2 separate regions of the Homo sapiens genome follow, and region 2 is linked to region 1. A link is an interaction called in ENCODE POLR2A ChIA-PET data of the cell type or tissue named here. Cell type or tissue: OCI-LY7. All regions are shown on one strand. Region 1 overlaps AFF1 (ALF transcription elongation factor 1). Region 2 overlaps AFF1-AS1 (AFF1 antisense RNA 1).

What was found. ChIA-PET counts read pairs that join two places held together with the same protein. Peaks named below come from ENCODE experiments on the same cell type or tissue, not always from the same donor. Only the 100,000 strongest peaks of a DNase experiment are listed, where the experiment ranks them.
Region 2: POLR2A ChIA-PET joins it to region 1 with 5 read pairs; 17 of 35 experiments call an interaction of 5 or more read pairs at or near these places.

The regions. Positions count from the first base shown.
Region 1 is chr4:87,077,579-87,080,078 of GRCh38, reverse strand. All of the region lies in intron 4 of AFF1 (ALF transcription elongation factor 1), which reads right to left. Among named protein-coding and RNA genes, the nearest start is that of KLHL8, 140 kb to the left of the region's middle. In OCI-LY7, no CTCF peak of the experiment used is centred here; no DNase peak of the experiment used is centred here.
Region 2 is chr4:86,927,448-86,929,947 of GRCh38, reverse strand. All of the region lies in intron 2 of AFF1-AS1 (AFF1 antisense RNA 1), which reads left to right. It also overlaps a transcript of C4orf36 not described here. Among named protein-coding and RNA genes, the nearest start is that of AFF1-AS1, 6.2 kb to the left of the region's middle. In OCI-LY7, no CTCF peak of the experiment used is centred here; a DNase peak (open chromatin) is centred at 1,107; H3K4me3 peaks cover 1,344 bases; H3K27ac peaks cover 446 bases.

The sequences.
Region 1 (2,500 bases):
GCCTTAACAAGCAGCCATATTTAATTTTTAAAAAAATGATAGCAGCTACTTATTGAATGCATTTTGTACTTCACGTTGCATTAAACTCTTTCTATGTTATTATCACCTCAATTTGGTACCATCAATTGTACGACGCACCATTATTAGCTTGGGAGGTAGGGGGACTACACTAAATGTACCCATCAACTGTAAGATACATCCCTATTACATAAACTTAAAAATGCCTGAGGGAATTCTGTATAAAGCTCTATTTAATTCTCACATCAACCTTTGTGGTAGGTATTATGCCAGTTTTTAAAACGAGGAGACATGCTTTTGGAGTCCACGATGAGGTATTTACAAATAAAATAATTTTAAAAATAAAACGAGGAGACTGAATCCTAGAGAAATTAAGTTGTCTATGCAAGGACACACAAAAGCTCTGAAGCAGCTGAGCTGGCTCAGAATACTGTTATACCAGTTTTCTAAAAACCTCAACACTGCTGCAAGAAACAAATATATTAGCATTTTAGGAGGGTGTGTGATTCCAGTTGTCCTATGCATAACCTAAAACATTTTTTCAAGAGCTACGTTTTTCCTTTGCTTCTACAAAGAAGCATTTTGGTATTCACATTTAACTGCCTCTTCCTACTACCAGTGCTTCGGACCAGAAAAGGCAGCAATGCTGGCCGTGGCCTGATTTCTCACTCCTCCTGGAATGACATTGTGTAACTGTAAGGAAACGCACTGATACCAAAATAAAATATGTGAGTGAATGTCTTCTAAGCATGACAGTTTGTTTTAATAAGCTAAAAAGAGCTGGCTGAAGAAACATGCCACTGAGACTGGGAGGCTCTTGCAATATTGTGTTTTAAGTCTCTCAAGTTTCAACAGAGCGGCATTTTTATAACAATGCTATTCTCAAAAAGGCTTACTTATCACTAACCAGGAAATAGAGAGAGCACAAAGGCAATGTGCTGACGAGGGAAGCCAAAAGATCTTGGATTCTAGATCTGGCTCTGCTGAAGACTGGCGCTGAATCTTGGATAAGATTCATCCTCTTTGGGACTATTTCCTCATTGTGAGAAGGTATAGTATTACCAAACCTAACCACTTCTCAGGGTTGGTATGAAGGTCAAATATGTTTTCATATTAAAACATATCTAATAAAACACACTTTCAAAACCATCAAAAGGCACTGATATATGGAATAACAGGCGGTGCCAACATTATCAAGGCATTCTTTAACAGCATGACAGCTTAAAAAAAAAATCCCAATAGGTTATCTATCCAAAGTTTAATTTTTAAGAGAGTAAAATAAATGTCCAAGCTATTTTTCTTCAAATGTGTCACCACCTTTTGGATTACTGTTCAGTCTTCACTATTTGCTGCTCATCTACCCCCAACTCGCTAGTTAGATAAGTCACACTTTTCTTGCCCCGATCTGGAGCCCTCTTCTCTCTTCCATCTGTGTCAGGGATAATTCCTACTAAAGCTTCAGGTTGCAGATGAAAGACATCTTTTGGAAAACATCCCTGATGCTCCCTTACTCCCAAAACTGTCCAGGTTCTCTTGCAGATGCTCCCGTAACTATCCGTACATTCTCTGTTATTGCATCCTCTCTACTCCCTCTAGATAATATGTTCCATGGAAGTTAGGGCCAGAACCCTCACTGAATCACAGGGTGCCAGCCACACAGAGGCAACCCCATAAACAATGGCTGGCATGTTTTCAGTCCCGGAACTCAGAATTTGAAACTAAGTTTCTCTTATGGCTTTAGACACTTAAGAAGATGCAGGCTGCCTGAATTATAAAGCAACACCTTAATTAACAAACTAAACTACATGTAAATAAACATAAAAGAGACAAAAAGATAATTGTTTTGCATTGTTTTCTCCCTGGAAACATTACAACTACTGAGAAACTACTTTTCACACGTAGATTGGCAAACAGCCACAAGATTAACAATACTCCATCTATGAGATAGACATGGGGAAATAGGCACTCAAATCCCATGATTGGTAGGAGGATTAAGTGCTACAACCTTTAAGGACATTAATTTGGCAATAGTCAGCAAATTCTAATTACACAGACACTTCTCTAACCTTTAGCACTGCCTCCTACATGTACAAAAAAAATATGTACAAAGTTATTCACTTCAGCCTAGTTTGCAAATAGCAAGATACTGGAAACAATCTAAATGTGTATCTACAGGTAACTGACTATGAAAACTATGGTACATGCCACCTAGAAAGAAATAAATGCTACGCAACTACAACAAAGAATAAGGATGCTCTTTTTGCATTGATTTGGGGTAATCTCCAAGATACATTGTTTAGAAGAATAAATTTTTAAAAAAAGATGCATTATATGCCAGCATTTCTATAAATGAAGAAAGTATCAATGAGAAGAAAACATATATATGGAGTTGCTTACTATGCATAAAATACCACTGGGAATGATACACAAGAAAGTCCTAACATCAATTACTTCCAGAAAGGAAGGCTGGGGAATGGAGGCT
Region 2 (2,500 bases), 150 kb after region 1:
ATTCAATGTATCTAACGTGGAACTTATACTACCCAATTCCTGTTATTTGGTTCTCAACTTTTGTTAATGGTGCCATTATAGACTCGGGATTCTGATTCAAGTGTCCATTATTACCAAGTCATATTTAACTTTCCTCTTAAATCTCTCCCTTCCTTATGAGTTTTCTTCCCTTTTTTTGTTTTATGTCTTTATTCTTGTATTAAATAGCTACTGTCAGGTACTAATTCTGCTCAGTTCTGGGGATATAAAGAGAAGTAAGAGAATAACCTTGTTCTCAGAGAGTTCGTATCTAGAAGGAGAGTGTGGTAGGCAGAAGTCTAAGATGGCTCCCAAGATTCCCAATCCCACATGATTTCATTTCCTCTCCTTGAGTGTGGTTGGGTCTGACTGAACCAGGTGAGCTCTTTTTTGAAAAGAGGATCTAGGAGCCAAAGAAGGAGTAAGTCAGAGAGATCCAAAGCTGCAGCAGCTTCTCTTCTGTTGGCCCTAAAGGAGCAAATTACCATGCTGTATAGAGGCCATATAGCAAGGACTTGAAAGCATCCTCTGGGAGCTGAGGGTGGCCTCTGGCCAACAGCTAGTAAAAATAAAAAATAAAATAAAAAAAGGCCACAGTCATAAGAAATGGATTGTGCCAAGGGAACTTGAAAATGAACTTTCCCTAGTCAAGCCTCCAGATGAAGATACATCTGGCTACACCTTGATTTCAGCCTAGTGAGATCCCGAGCAGAGGACCCAGGTAAAACATGCCGCAAGTCCAACCTATGGAAATTGTCAGGTAATGAATGAGTGTTGTTTTAGACTGCTGAGTTTGTGGTAATTTGTTATGCAGCGACAGAAAACTCATACGGAAAGAAAAAATAAATCTATGTCTTGCTCAGTGCTAGGCTAGAGGCACACATGATAGAGCATAGGAGGTTATCAGAGCACAGACAGGGACATCCAACAAACACTAAAGGACTTGGGGAAGGCATCCTGGCAGAGGTAGTAACTAAGATGAATTCTAAAACAAAAGAGGGAGAAGAGAGAAGGAGAGGGAAGGAGGAAGAAAAAAAATTTTTGAAAGAAGAAAAGAAAAGAGGAAGTTGGGGAAAATGTGTGTGATCAAACGGGGACATGAAACTTCGTGGGCAGAGGGAGTTAAATATCCACAGGTCCCAAAGTCATAGAGTTCATAGTGACCTTTAGAAACTAAAAAGACATCAATATGTCTGAATTTGGGGACGAATGGTAAAAAATGAGGATGGAGATGTAAAAAGAAAAAAAGAACATTTACCATTTACTGATTGTATACTACGTGGAAGCCCACAGTGTCAGCTCAGCCTGCTTCAACACAACCCCAAGTCAGAGATAGATGGCACAGGTCATCTGCTCGTTTGCCTCAAATCTAGTCTAGTCTAGTCTAGGTGCCCTTCCTCTACTCTGCCTTCAGTCACGGGGTAGATTCTCCCAAACCACCTTTTCAGGGCTTCTTTGCTGGGAAACTGGCTTCTGGGTGGGTTTGGCCAATGGAAGGCACTGGGAGGAGATAGAAGGGCAGGAAGAGAGGCAACTCCTGGGCATTTCTCTTCTTTCTCTGCTCTGGGCAATGGCTCTGGCCCAGTGGCAGCACCTCCCCCATAGCCCCAGCTTCTACAGATCCCAATGAACAGCCCTGCCTCCTGAGCTCCTGTAACACTAAGTTCTCCCTTAGTCCCCACCTTAGGGTGGCAGTTGCTTAATGCCTGAATAGTCTCACCTTCCCCTTTTGGGTCTTTCAGTATTAAATTTTCTCCACTGAACTACCTGGCATGAGTGTTATTTTTGTAACTGGATCCTCACTGAATCACCATGTTTGACAAATAGCTACGAATCAGAAAGATTGAGCAACTGCCTAACGTCACACAGTTGGGATGTTGTGGGGCTGGGTTGTAGATGTTTGGCTGTGAAGCCCATCTCTTTCCACCCAGCTGCATTGTCTCTCAGAAACTTTCCATCACCATTCTGAGTCAGCTCTTTAGAACTTCACCATTACAGCAACCTCCACTCTCAGATGAATCTTCCTTAATTATACCTCTGGTCATGTGATATATGTGGCAATTGCAAAGGGAATTCAGTATCAACTCCTCATTCTAGACTCCAGGCTTTCCAGAATTTTTTTTTTTTTTTGAAATGGAGCCTCGCTCTTGTTGCCCAGGCTGGAGTGCAGTGGCGTGATCTCGGCACACTGCAACCTCCACCTCCCGGGTTCAAGCAATTCTCTACCTCAGCCTCCTGAGTAGCTGGGATTGCAGGCGCCCACCACCACGCCTGGCTAATTTTTGTGTTTTTAGTAGAGACAGGGTTTCACCATTTTGCATTTTGGCCAGGCTGGTCTTGAAATGCTGACCTCATGATCCACCCGCCTCGGCCTCCCAAAGTGCTGGGATTACAGGCATGAGTCACCATGCCTGGCCCCAGAATATTTCTTAAACCAGTCTTTCTGACTTCACTTTTGCTAGACATTTTGCTCTACTGGAAA